Regions from separate parts of the Mus musculus genome. Here region 1 is linked to region 2. The links are chromatin contacts, found by POLR2A ChIA-PET in ENCODE. All regions are on one chromosome and are shown on one strand. The core of a region is the stretch at or near the end of the contact, and the rest is flanking DNA. Distances in the headings are between cores, read along the strand shown.

The links. ChIA-PET counts read pairs that join two places held with the same protein, here RNA polymerase II (POLR2A).
Region 1: POLR2A ChIA-PET joins it to region 2 with 14 read pairs in embryonic stem cell. The contact joins the promoter of Agpat2 here to the promoter of Notch1 in region 2. POLR2A ChIA-PET finds 5 or more read pairs at or near these places in 4 of 5 experiments (Patski and embryonic stem cell).

Annotation. Positions count from the first base shown.
Region 1 is chr2:26,599,082-26,606,399 of GRCm38, reverse strand. It overlaps Agpat2 (1-acylglycerol-3-phosphate O-acyltransferase 2 (lysophosphatidic acid acyltransferase, beta)), which reads left to right and starts at 1,983. Exons shown (of 6, transcript NM_026212.2): 1 at 1,983-2,371. The coding sequence starts at 2,190.
Region 2 is chr2:26,501,916-26,508,888 of GRCm38, reverse strand. Notch1 (notch 1) reads left to right here and starts at 5,067. Exons shown (of 34, transcript NM_008714.3): 1 at 5,067-5,391; 2 at 6,930-6,973. The coding sequence starts at 5,331. It overlaps Gm35978 (predicted gene, 35978), which reads right to left and starts at 4,962. Exons shown (of 2, transcript NR_132655.1): 1 at 4,060-4,962; 2 at 3,542-3,725.

The sequences.
Region 1 (7,318 bases), core at 734-3,233, 100 kb before region 2:
TGCTTGCCTAGAGTGCATGACTGCTCAAAGGCCTGGGTGTGACCCCCATCACCCTCAACCTGGCATGGTGGCAACCTCCTTTGAGAGGTGGGAGCCGGAGATTTAGAAGCCCAAGGTCATCCCCGGCTAGGTAAGCAGTTTGAAGGTGGGTTCAAAAACCCAACAGGAGCTGGAGAGATGGCTCAGTGGGTAAGAGCACTTGCTGCTCTTGTAGAGGACCCAGTTTCAGTTGCCAGCACTGTCTCCTGACTTCCTCAGGCACCAGGCATGCACATGGTATGCATACATACATGCACATAAAACACTTCACACACATAAAATAAACCTTTAAAACTTAAAGACGGCCGGGCGTGGTGGCACACGCCTTTAATTCCAGAACTTGGGAGGCAGAGGCAGGTGGATTTCTGAGTTCGAGGCCAGCCTGGTCTACAGAGTAGGTTCCCGGACAGCCAGGGCTACACAGAGAAACCCTGTCTCAAAAAAACAAAAACAACCCACCCCCCAAAAAAACAAACCAAACCAAACCAAACAAAAAACCTTAAAAACATAAACCAATACGCTAAATGAATAAATAAAAAGGACACCAGGTTGGTTAGAATTAAAAGGCAGGAAGGACTCAGCATACATTCCTGAGGGGGCTGCAGAGCTGTGAGGACCTGATGCCTTGGAGATCTCAGCTGGGATCCTAGCAGCCCCGTAGCACCCCTCTCCCCCCCCCCCTTCTCTCCAAGCATATCTGGGTCTTCTACCAGAGAAGCTGAAACCCTGCAGCTCACCCTGCCTGCAACCTCATGAGCACAGAAGCCTGAAGCTGGAGTGACTCCTGGTGGTTCCTTACCCACCCTGGCACAGCTTTGGCCCTGCTTTAAAAGCTAAGCACAGGGCTGGCGAAATGGCTCAGCCGGTAAGAGCATTGACTGCTTTTCCGAAGGTCCTGAGTTCAAGCCCCAATAACCACATGGTGGCTCACAACCACCGGTAATGAGATCTGACACCGTCTTCTGGTGTACAAGCAGGGATTGAGGGAGCAGAGTTGACCAGAGTTGAGTGGGCTAACCGGAGCGAGCAGGGGTCCTAAAAATTCAATTCCCAACAACCACATGAAGGCTCACAACCTATAGCTACAGTGTACTCGCATACATAAAATAAGTCTAAAAAAAAAAAAAAAAGCTAAGCACAGTTATATAGGTAGATATTAAAATTATCATCTCTCCGGATCTGAGAAAACCAGAGATTCTCTCAGAATGCCTGGATATAGGGGAGCCTGTGGGCACATTAATATCTACAGCCATCGCTGAGTTCCACACCTAGGTGCAGACCAACCTCACCAAAAAAGAAGCTAGATGCATTTTGTCACTGACATCTGCTCTGAGAACATGATCAGGAAGGATGTATATGGCTGGCCTGCAAGCCCAAGGCTTCTTACTACAAGTGTCCCAGTGAGCACCAACTACAGGCTGGCGGTTAGAACACAGTGCGCATGGGAACACAATCGCCTGATCCACACTGCTGGCCGGGCATCAGAAGGTCCCCGGTGCCACATTACCCCAGAGACACCCCCACTCCAAAACTCTCACTACTCCTTCTGCCTCCCCCAGCTCGTTGCATCATGGGAATAGGGCTTCAGTCTCCCTGCTCAAGGGAACCTAAAGGGCCCAGGCCACCAGCCAGGTGGCCTAGTCAGGTAACCATTGGTCACTCAGTAGCCGGTCAATGGTCCTTTGTGTGGTGACAAGACTGGCATAATGGGCACGTCTTAGGTCGGTTGCACACCCTTAGGGAGCTGCGGTGCCAGGCTGGGGACTTGTGGCCGCAAGCCCCGGTGCAGGGGCGTGGGAGGCAACGCCAGAGCCCAGGCCACCCGGCAGCTCAGAGATGGGAGCCGCGGGACGAGTGAGGGAACCTCAATGTCCTGCCGCAAGGGGCAGGGTGGCAGGGAGGGGCGGGGCGGAGAGGGTGACACCCGAAGGGCCGAGGGAGGCGGGGTCCGCGTCCAGGACGCGGCGGGGCGGAGCGGGGCGCGATGCCCCCCGGCAGGGCCAGGCCCGGAGGGGCGGGAACAGGGCGGGACGGCCGCACCTAGCTCTGGGCTTCCAGCCTGGCCCGCCCTCTACCCTCGGCGCTCCTCAAAAGGGGCGCGGGCGGCGGGTGGAGGGCGGCGGCGCCGTCGGGGCTGGGGTGCGGCCGCCATGGACCCGTGGCCATGGCTGACGGCGGCGCTGCTGCTGCTGTTGCTGCTTGTGCAGCTGAGCCGCACAGCCAGGTTCTACGCCAAGGTCGGTCTCTACTGCGTGCTCTGCCTGTCCTTCTCCGCCGCGGCCTCGATCGTCTGCCTGCTGCGCCACGGCGGCCGCACCGTGGATAACATGAGGCAAGGGGGCCGGACGCCGGGATGGGCGCGCGCTTCCGCTTTCCTAACTTCTGAGCTCCTCGCGTTCTTTCCTTCCTGCCCCGCCCGCCCCGCCGTCCCCACGGTCCGGAGCCTCCGACGACGCGGCTTCCCGTCCCAGGGGCGCGTGTCACGATGTGCGCCGCTTGTAGGGCTCGGCCCTGCGGCGCCCCCTGCGCGCAGCGTGGAGTGTCGGGTTTGCGCGCGCCGCTAGCTTTGGGAGAGGGAGGGGGCCGAGCGAAGGTGGGACAGGCCCAATCCCACTTTCACCAGCAGGGAAACCGAAGCCTAGCCAGGCTTCCGGTCCGTGCTTCCACCTCTCTGCCGGTTAGAAGACACCTGTGCCCAGGTTGTAGCCACAGGTTCTCCTTGTCATTAACTTCCTCTTCTGGGGGGTGGGGGCCGAACTGTCTTTGGACCTGGCTTGCTAGCAATAAAGGAAGGAGGCTGTGGCCAGAATCCTCCTCTGCCCATCTCCCAGAGCAGGGAAGCTTAGTGGACAAGCAAAAGGTACAGGTATGGAGATCAGGCTAGGTTGTCCTGCAATGGGGGCTGCCCGAGAGAAAAAGCCTCTAGTCCTTTCTCCCTGTCCACACTCCCAGGAGACTGTTGCTACATTTCTTTCTGCCCCATTTGGACTGCTGAGAGGGTGGGTTTTGCAATGTCCTGGCCTTGGCCTTGCCTGGGTGTTTCGGACCTTGTGCCCCTGAAGCCCCTCCTCCCCCGCGGTAGTTACAAGGACTGTGAATGATGGTTTCCTGACTCTCGGCTGTATCTGGTCGTCTTTGGGGTTAGGATGCTGTCCTGACCAGCCATATTTTGTGGGTCCCAGCCCTCATTTCTCAGGTGCTTATAGTGACTATCCAGTGTCCCAGGGAGCAGACATGCAGAGGAGACCCTTGCACAGAAGACAAGGGTGCCCTAGCTATGCACTTTTCACGGTGCATAGAACAGGGTGGGGAGGCCTGCTCCCCACCTCCCCACCCTGTCTTAGGGTTCCTGTCTTAAATCCTCATAAGGCGATGAGTTGAGATAGGAACAGCAGGGCCCTTGGAGTATTGCAAGCATGACATCCTCCAGGGATGACCGTAGAGAGGGGTGAGTGGAAAAGAAAGGGATTGACTAGCTAGGAGGTGGAGGCTTGCTCAGTCCACATATGGACTCATCCCCATCTCGTGCCTCCCTGGCCTAGGCCAGCCAAGCTTGGGTTGCAGATGCTACTCTGCCTGGGCAACAGATGGGACTGAGGTTCAGAAAAGCAATTTGACAGAAAGGTTTGCGGACTGGGAGAGTTTGGAAAGAAGGAGGCAAGGGATCAAGATCCCCCCAGCCAGGACAGGGTGCTCTGGGAACCGAACCCCAGAGGGCCAGTGTATAATAAATTCTATAATAAATTCCCTTGGTGCCGGCTCAGCTATAGTGATGCTTTCCAAGGGTGCTGCATACAGTCACTCTAAGGCAGAGACTTTCAACCTAATGCTGTATGACCCTTTAAACAGTTCTTCATATTGTGGTGACCCCCCCAACCATAAAATTATTTTCATCACTGTAATTTTGCTACTTTTATGAATCATAACTATCTGATATGCAAGTTATCTGATATTCTACCCCTGTGAAAGGGCATTTGACCCCCAAAGAAGCCGAGACCCATAGGTTGATGACTGCTATACTAAGGGCTAATCTTATTGTTCTGTTTTTTTGTTTGTTTTTCTAGAGAGAGTTTAGAAAAACCCTGTGTAGCCCTGGCTGTCCTAGAACTCACTCTGTAGATCAGGCTGGTCTCAAACTCAGAGATCCACTTGCCTCTGCCTCTTGAGTGATGTTATTAATTTAAGGCACTAAAGGGCTGTAAGCCAGATCCTGAGCTCCTGGAAGGACAGCCCTGGTCTGCACCTGGTTTCTAAAGGAAGCCTTTGTCATTTGGTTTAGAGTTCTGAGATGCAAGGAACAGCATTAGAAACACAGAGACCAAGTTTGACTATTCAGACGTGGCTTAGGGGCTAAGACCAAGGAAGGGCTGTACATGTGGAGCCCTTCCCTGTATACAGACCAGAGTTGGGTGACAGGAGGCAGGGGACAGGGGACTTGGTTATAGCATTCGACAAGGGGATAGTAAAGCCCAGGGAGGCTGGATAGAATTTTGCTCAGCTGCAAAGTTGGGTCACCTTAACAAGAATAATTTAGACCTAAAACACACACACACACACACACACACACACAGAATGAGTAAGTGAATGAGTGAGTGAGTAAGTGAGACCATGACCCCAGTAAAATAAGAACAGGCCTCCTTCCTAACCTAGAGCTCCAGTGTTGCAGCCTGTGACTACACTGTATCTCATCCAAGCATCTGTGGAGAGTGAGGGGTGGGGGCAATGGATACCTAGCACCTGCAGGAACTAGTCTTAGTTTTTAGGCTGAACTTTAGCTTTGAGCCCTGGCTAAGCCCCTTCTTGCTGCCTAGGCTATAAGAGTCAGCATCATCCTGGAAAGTCCTGGCCGTTTGTAGGTTAGCAGAAACAGAATTTTGTAGAACATTGCTAACATGTTCCTCTCCTGATTCAATGATGCCATCTTGACCTGTGGAGAACAGTGAAGCCTAGCTCTGGCTGCCTTTGGGTAATGGGTCAGTCCCCACTCCTCCTCCTCCCCCTCCTCCTCCTCCCCCTCCTCCTCCTCCTCCTCCTCCTCCTCCTCCTCCCCCTCCTCCTCCTCCTCCTTCTCTCTCTCTCTCTCTCTCTTCCCCTACCCCTCCCCTTACCCCTCCCCCTGGCACCTACTACCTTCATTCTCTTTGGTGTTTGCCCAGGCTACAAGTCCTATCCTAGCCCCAATCTCCTGCCCCTATGTTATTCTTCACTCCTGGACACTTATCAGAAAACTGCTCTGCCAAGTGGCCCTAGTAGGATCTCCCATCCCCTAAGCCAGGCCCATCAGTGGCTCCCCTACCTGCCATTCTCCAGCAAGGTAGCCCTGGTTGGCCCTTGAAGCTCCCATTTTTAATCTAGCAGGTCTCCACCCATCAAACTCAAGGCCAGAAGTCAGGGCAAGAGTCTAGTCAGGGCATTGACCTTCCATGAGGGCAATGAGTCTGTGGCGTAGGCCCTGACCTTGAACTGCTTCTCAACTGCCTTGGGCAGGTATGGGAGGGACCTGAGCAGGTCAAAGGGCTCTTCTCCTGAAGTTACTCTTGTTCTAGTTCTGTGTCCCAATCAATAGACTACTGTTAGTACAGGCCCGCAGAGTGGAGTTACTACATCAGCCAGCCTCATGCAAGGTAGCTCTTTGCATCCTTCCCCTTGCACAAGTGGTAACAGAAACAGAGGTCAGGTCATAGATGGAATGCATTGATCCAGACTGAATAACAGACTGTCTGGTGCAAAACGAGCTCAGGAGGCGTCCAGGGGCACGGGGGTGGGCTGTGGGGTGGGGGAAGCACTGCCTGACAGCTGGCAGCCATGCTTCCAGAGCAACAGGCTGGGCACGCATCATCCCCAGGCTCTTGGGGTTCTGATGGTTTTGACTCTGCCTCTACTGAGATAACACTAAAGAGGCAGCAAGTCCCGACATGGAGCGGGGACTAGAGCACATGGCATCGCATCCTAGGTGCAGGATTTGGGGCCTAGCTCCTTGAGGGGGGAACGGATAGGGTGTTCAGGACTAGACTAGGTTGGCAGCTCAGGCTGTCATACTAGGAATGACACATCCCTTCAGGGGAGTCACTTGCTGGGTGGGGCCAGACTGCCAAGCTAACAAAGCAGGCAAACAGGACAGGATGGACTACTGGAACCCAACAGATTCAGTTGGCAGTATAGGAAACCATGGTCCCGCCCCAGGGTGCCCTCTGATCACACACCTCACCTCACTGCTGGAAGCAGTGTTAGGAGGTGGACTTGGGTCCACGTGGCTTCCTCATTCCTGGGGACAGGTCACTAACCTTGCTGACCTGAATTTGTGCAGCCTTTGTAGAGTGGGTATAAGGACCTATCTAGCATCTATGTCCGAGCAGCGCTCTATTATGGGCCTGAAGTCCTAGGCATGGTACCTGATGGTGTCTCTCCCGTTAGAATGAAGATTCCTATTTAGACTTCTGGTGTCTGTCAGCTACATAACCTCTGTAGAGCTTAGCTGGCACCTTTGGGGAAAACTCGTTTATTGATTAATTGATGGATAGAATCCAGAGCCTTATGCAGTCTGATCCAGTTTTCTACCACTGAGCCACTCTCCCAGCCTGTGATAATAAATGTTCTGTGTATTTTGTCTCTAAAAATGGAGATGTTGAGGGATGTAGCTCAGTGGTAGAGTGCTTGCTTAGTATTGCATGAAGCCCTGCGTCCCATTGCCCTAACCCACCCCCAGTACTGGAGAGACAGACAGACAGAAAGAGGACATATGTACATGCCACTAGCAGTGGGTACAGTCTGGATGTGGCTGGAAACTTCCCTTTGCAGCAAGACATGGGAGTGAGTCCACAGTGACCACTACAGGTTGACTGACTTCCTTATCCAAGATCCTCACGAGGAAGATAGCTCAGCTGGTAGATTATTTGCCTACTGCACATGAAGTCACCATTGCATAGAGCCAAGATGTAGTGTGCATTCCTGTAAGCCCAGCACTAGCACTGTAGAGGCAAAGGGGCAAAAGTTCAAGGCCATCCTTGGCTACTCAGGAAAACCAGGCTATGTGAGACCCTGTCTTAAATGTTTAAATGTGGTTTTGGCTGGGCAGTGCAGAGAAAGCATGGAAATAAAATTGTTTACATTTTTGGATGATTTGAGGTTTGGAAGAGGATTTATACATTTCTTTTTTCTTTTCTTTTTTTTTTTAAGATTGATTGATTGATTGATTGATTGATTTATTATATGTGTGTACACTGTAGCTGTCTTCAGACACTCCAGAAGAGGGCATCAGATTTTTTGTTACAGATGGTTT
Region 2 (6,973 bases), core at 3,818-6,317:
CTGGCACATGCTCACCAGATCGAGTCCTAATCCCATATGCATAGCCCTGGCATCCTGGTTCCCTGGTTTTTTATGTTTCCTGGCTAGTCTTAGAAGCTCTGCTTTGCCTGTCACTGGGAATATGAGTCCTACTACAGTCCGTTGGCTCTGCCCCCTGCACCCCTATGACAGTCAAGTGCCTCAGAGCTGCGCACCAAGAAAGGCTGAGAGCTCTCCCCGTCTAGCTCAGACAGCGTCTTCGAGGCCACCTGAAGGACTGACTGGTCTGTCTCTACTGATTTTCAGTATTCCAACAGACGTTCACCGTGAGATGTTCCTTGTGATAAGCAGCTTAAGATCTTGACCCCCCCCCACACACACACCTTCCTGGGTCTTGTCCCAGAAGTACGAAGCATGCTTGCACATTCGACTGGCATTGCCACAGAGGTGCCTGTTTTTATTTAAATGGCCCTGAGCAAGACTGACTAAACTAACATTCCCACGCCAACCCTCGGCAGTGTCTCTGGTTTGGGCAATTTTTTTCCTTTAGCTGTCAAGGCAAAAATATAGAATTCTGGTATTACTTAAGGATTGTTGGTTTTTTTTTCCCCCCGTCTCTCTAGAGACCCAAAAATAGCTCACAGATGTGCGGTACCTGCTATTGTTCAAGCTCTTGTTGCTTTACCACCAGAACTCCAGGTTCTCCCTGTAACCCAAGCCCTGATTTCCAGGTCCATTTTCTTTTAAAGAGGGGGCTGTGGGGGAAGTAAGCCAGAGGACGGAAGCTCTAAACATGTCTAAATGTGTCTGCAGCAAATTCCAGGAAACCCAGGCCAGTGAGAAGCCATCCCGTGGCGGGGTGGGAAGGGTGGGAGGGTCTCTAGGACTGTGGCCAGGGCAGAAGGCAGGAGAAAGAAAGGATGCAGGGCCTCACAGATTTCGGCAGACTGGGAAGCCCATCCAATCCCGGGAGAACTAAAGTGAACTTTTTTTTTTTTTTTTAAAGTTTTGAAAAGGCTATTTCCTAGCTATTTTTATCACCAAAAAGGAAAAGAGGAACGAAGAGGAAAGGAAGGAGAGGAAGAGAAAGGGAAGAAATAAAGGGGAGCGAGTGAATGAGGCGGGAGCCTTGGCTTTTGCAGTGACTCAGCCTTTAGGCTGGTGAAGGCTGAGCTGGTACTGAGCCGGAGGGGCGGAGCTTCACAGTTTCGTCCCCTGAGGCCTTTTCTTTTTGGAGAAAGTTCTGAGCTGGAGCAGGCAGGGGGCCAGGCAGGGTGGAGGCTCCCCGCCTCCTAGCTCTGTAGGGGTCCTTGGGCCCCAGGATCCTGGGACTCTGAGGGTGTGTGGGCAGATCCTGGCCAGGCTCCACAACCCTGACACAGGATAAGCAGGATAGCATAGTGACAACTTCCTGTGGGTCCAACCCCTGCCTGGAGGTACAGTTTCTGGGTTCAGCCTCAGTTCTACTGGGGTTCCTCCTCTATTAAACCCCCCTGATTTGAACAGGGCTGTTCAACTTCTCAGTGTGTGCTAGTTCACAAGATGCCCAGTCAGGCACTCATGGCCTTCCTTCCTTTTTTCCCTGGGTCTCTTGGGAAGCAACAGAAGTGACAAGTGACTCCTCAAGAGACCCACCCTAGGCTGTGTGAGCAGTTGAGGGGACCCTAGGGCCTGGATAAACTTCAGTAAGGCACTGCTCAGAACATCCCCCGGGGTCACCTGCTAGCTTTCCAGAGCCCACAGTCTGTTCTTTGAGCAGTTTGGGGACTCCTGGGGACAGGCAAATAGATGGCCTCCATCAGAGGGTAGGGTACAGGTCATTGGGCCTAAGGCCATCTGTGGGATGACAATAACAAACCTGCCCAGTAGGCCAGGCCTACAGCCTAAGTGCACATCATGTGGGCCTTGGCAGCTCACCTGCTTGGGAGCTCGGTGCCTGTCTGGGGGACTTGCCCAGGCAGCACACGCTTGGGCCTCCCCACAGTAGGAGAACAGCAGGGCCTGCTTCTAGGAGGTTTTGCTCCTTCTTAGGTTTCCTGGGCACTGGGAAGCCCTAGGCAGGCTCTCAGCCATACACAGGGCCCTTGACCTTGTAGATGGCTCAGGGAGATTCTGCCCCTTGCTTAAGGGCTAGTCAATACCCCTGTGAACCTTGCCTGCTGGCCCAGGTATATTGCCTTCGGTTTCCCTAAGTTATGTGTCAATCAGCAAGCCTTTCTGGGTATTTGGTACTGAGACCCAGCAGGGCCAGGACCTTCCACAGAGACCCAAGCAGACAAGGTATCACCAAGGCTTAGCTGACAAGGGTTTTTGGGAAGAAAGCCCAGAACTGAGAGGGCATCTTGCAAGACAGGGGTCCTGGAATGTGCTTTCACACTGGCACAGCTGGGGTAACCAACACCAGTCACAAGGGAGCCAGCCCTGGCCTGCCTGTCTGGAACAACAGTTCAGGCCATTGAAAGCACATATGGAGATATAGTCAAACCTCTGAAAAATGTTCAAAGCAGTACTTAAAGTAGAAAGAGTAGACTGGAAGCTACTGACTTAGTAGGGGGAAAACTGAGGCCTAGAGCCTTGAAGGGCCCAAAGTAAGCTAGTCAGTTAGTAGCTATGATTCAGAGTCCAGGGATCCAGCTCAGGGGTCCACCAGAAGACAGACACGCTGTGGTGGACACAGTGGTCAGAAGGAAGCACCCTTTAGGTTGGACACTTCTTGGATCGCTAAGTCCAAGCGTTGTAAGCAGTGGGATTCCGAGGGTGGTGATCTGGAATGTTCCTGTAGCTGCCTGTTCTGACAGCACCCCACTCAGGACAGAACACTCACACCCTGGACCACTTCATGCTTGCACCCCTTCCCTGTGTTGTCCTCTTTGTCACTCCACCCAAGCATACCATGTGCCCTGAACTGGCTTGACTGACAGTTACTCTCCTAGGGACATCTCTGAGCCTCTCCTGAGAACTGGGTAGTCTCATTCTACCTGCACCCTAACTTCTGGGTCCCACAAGGCACAAGGTGAGATCCTGCAGGAGGGAGAGGCACCTGTAGCCCAGGCTCCGGAGGCCTAACCCCCCTGGTACTCCTGGGACTCTATGCTGCCCATCATACCTGCATACAGACCTGCTCCCTCCAGGACAACCAGGCCATGCTGGTCTGCATTCATGATGCGATGCAGATGCAGGTGGTTACAATGTTACAGGTCTATCAGCAACAGAACATCTGAGGCTGAGTGAGTATTTAGCAGGAAGAGTGACAGCTTTGGTTTTGGTGTGTGTGTGTGTGTGTGTGTGTGTGTGTTGTGTGTGTGTGTGGTGTTGTTGTTGCTGTTGTTTCTGTTGGTTGGCTGGTTGTTTTTACCCTCCAAGCCCTTTTCCTGGTAGACACAGGACTAGAAGGACCAATATCTCCTGTCTACTGTGTGAAACAGCTTCACACCCACTTGCCAAGAACTTGAGCCCTGCCCCCCACCCAGGCCATTTTTCTGGCTCAGCTGTCCCAGGGTTCCACAGCTAAGTTCTCCTGCCTGTGTGGTTGGCCTCTACTTATAAAAAGAGCCAACAAGTGTTTGTGTTCAGCTGGTCTGCTGTGCAGCCATACTCATTGCTAGACAAAGACAGTGGAAGAGATACAGACACCCATGGACAGACGGGATGGCAGGTAGGCAGATGTCGCCAGGTCAGCGCAGGTCTCCAGACTCCAGAAGGATAAGGCCTTCTTTGTATCCAAGTCAGGCTGCCTGCTGACAAAGCTGGAATATAGTCGACACATAAGCAGTTAGAGGCCTTCAGGACCCATCTCAGAAGAGGCACTTGCAGTCAGGCGTTCCTTCTATGGAACTGCTCTCTGGAGCTGCAGATCTCTTATATAAATATTTCTGTAGCATTGGGCGCTTTTTCTCTCGGGTACTGACCCCATGCTGCTAACCCCCAGGCTTGAGGCCAGTTTCTGAGAGGAGCAGGAGATGGGGGCTGGACAGCTGTTGGCACTGGCCCTTTAGTGCCTTTCAGGAACAGGTGTGTCAAGGGAGATGGGAGGGTCCTAGGACAATATAATCTGGGGCCCTTATTCCTTGTTGAACTCACCACCGTGTTTTAGGATGGGGAGGTGTTGTTCGTTCCAGATTCCATTGAACTTTAACTGCAAAGGGATAAGGAAGGCATCTTGGACGCCCAGTGCTAAGCAGCTTAGCACAGGATGTCCAAACATCAAGGTGGAGATAAAGCATGAGAGGCTGTGTTGACGCTAGCAGTCATTGTACTGGAACTCTGCACTTTCCCAGGCCACCTAAGTCGGACACAGCCAGGGACCAGTGAGAAGGGTGACCGTGGAACGTCTAGACTCGGGTTCCTGCTGGGAATCGAGAGCGCAATCTGTCCAGCAAGGCACTAGTCCTTGGGGAGTTCCCTTAGGGAGCCCCGAACTCCCTTCTACAGAGGCTGCGGGCGCGACGCCATCATCGTTTAAGGTCAAGCGTTCCGGAAGTCATGGCTAAGAGTGCCTGGCCTCAATCCTCCTGATGCCTATAGCCGAGACCAAACAGCTCCCAGGAGTGGAGCCCTAGGGACAGGACACGCGCAACGCTGCCAGGGCGCCACATTTAAACTCCTGCCCCAGGATTCCCCCCAAACTTGACTTCAGCTGCTCCTGCCCACGGTCCTAGACCTAACTCCAGGATGGAGCTGGTTCCCCGTGCAGCTTTCCTTTCCCACAAGACCCGTACCTCCTCTACTATTGAAATGCAAATTCTGGCCAAATGTCGCAGAGGGCGGCTACACACAAAGCCTGATCCTTCCGCAGCGCCAGCTCAAACTTTTGGTCTCTGTAAACTTTCGAACAAGAAGTAGTTCCTAGATGCCCATTCCATACACCCCTCCATTCCTCCTTGTCTTGCGAACCATAAGATCCTTAGATCCTGGCTCGGGACGCGCTCCCTAGCCCGGACAGGCGCAGAACCCACCAAAGCGCTGGGAGGGACAGGGTCCACAAGGGGGTAAGGGTTCGCAGGAACCAGGGGCGGAGCCCGCTGGGATGGGGCGGGGCAGGGGCGGGCCCCCATAGGGGCGGAGCGCCCGCCCGCTCAGAGCCTCACTAGTGCCTCTGCCGCGGGAGGGAGCGCAGGGGCGTGGGGCGCAGGGCGCGGGCGCTGGGCGCGGGTGCGAGCGCAGTGAAGGAACGAGCCCGGGTGCCTTGTAGGGCCCAGCGCCGCTGAGAGCCCAGCGCCGCCCACCCGCCAGGAAAGAGGGCATCAGAGGGTGGACGCCTGCGGGACCGCCGGTGGTGTGCGTCAACGTCCGATCCCCGCCGGCCACCCCAAGAGGCCGCCGCCCGGGCTGCGGGCAGCTGGCGAGCAGGCATGCCACGGCTCCTGACGCCCTTGCTCTGCCTAACGCTGCTGCCCGCGCTCGCCGCAAGAGGTAGGCTCCCGCGAGCCCGCAACTTCGGGCGCCTTTCAGAAACTTCTGTTGCGCCCTGCGCACGCTTTGGGTAGATAGGAGTAAGGGACCAGCTGCCAGAGTTGAGAGCCAGAGCGGGTGGACGGGACCGTGGGACCTGGTGTCCTGGCGTGTGAGGAGGACCCTTCTCTTTCCAGGGGTACCCACTTTTCTCATAGCGCCCAAAGACGCTGGAAGTGTGGTATGGGGCCCCGGAGGCCCAACCCTGGCTCGCACTTGGGTAGACGCTCCTGGGGCTCGCCGCGGGGGCGGACATGCTGCTTGCGCCTCTACTTTTCGATTTGAATCGAATCGGTTTTGGTTTCCTGTTGCTTCTTGGGACCATTTATTTTCATTCTTCTTTGCCTCCGGCCCGTGCTAGGGCGGATGTTGGGGTGCAGTGTGAGGTCAGGGGCGCTATACTCTCGTTGCTTACTTAGAGCGGGGCAGAGACGATGTGCCCTGGACTCCTAGTATGGGGTTTTGGGATCGCTGTCCCCTAGCCGGAATCAAACTTTCGAAGAGGGGCGATGTGCAGGCGGCTTGCTGCCTAGGGTGGGCGTGGGACTGACTCATTTCGGAAGTTTGAAAATCCTGTGCTGATTGGAACGGGAGCCGGAGAGGGGAGCCCTTATTTCCCTTCCGGCTTCACAGAACGGGGTACTCCTGTTGTAGTAACCAACTGCACTCTTCTCCCAGTAATCGAAGGAGAGAACTGCCTGCCCTTTCCTTAAAAGTGGGGTTTTATGTGACGCTCGAGCTCAGCCCTACATCGAGGCTTAATTTTTAGAGCTCTTTAAGATGGCGTGGGAGGGGCTTGATTAATAATAGCCCCTTCCCGAGAACGGGGTGGAATTCCTTCTAAGTGGGGTTTCTAAGACCCCCTCCCTGGGTGCGGCGGGGGCTGCCCCTGGAGATGCCTGCGAACAGGTATTGGGTGTCGGAGTAGGCGGGGCAGGTCTCCGGGTGCGGCCCCGCTGCCCCAGGAGGCGGCCCTGGCGCGACAATGGGCCGCTCTGATTCCCGGGCCGGCGCTTTGTTGGAGGGCGGGGTGGCGGGCTCCGCAGCTGTCGCTTTTTCCCACGATCCGGGGAGCTGAGTGTGGCCACCCCCTCCCTCCTGCGGTCCCCTCGTATCTTGTGTTTGAACTGAGGCAAGGGTGGAGGCTTGTCGGGGGGCTTTGCTGGGCACCTTAATCCCCTCCCACTTTGGCTGTGTGGTTAGAAGTTTGGGAGAATTTGCTAAGTCTTTCTGTTGCCGTCCACTTCGCCTCACTATGAGTGGGGCGGTACACCTGCCACCTAGCCAGCCTATCCTTTCCCCACTAGTTTTTGACTACAATACTGTGAGCAGAACATTGATTCGTAAGCCGCCCCCCCCACCGCGTCCCGCACCCCCTCAGGACTGCCAATAACTCTAGTGCATAGGCACCATGGCTTTAATCTCCGTCCACCATCAGGACTATAAGGAGTTAGGTGCCCAGAACCAAGCCTGACCTCTCTCTTCTGACCTTCCCCCAGGCTTGAGATGCTCCCAGCCAAGTGGGACCTGCCTGAATGGAGGG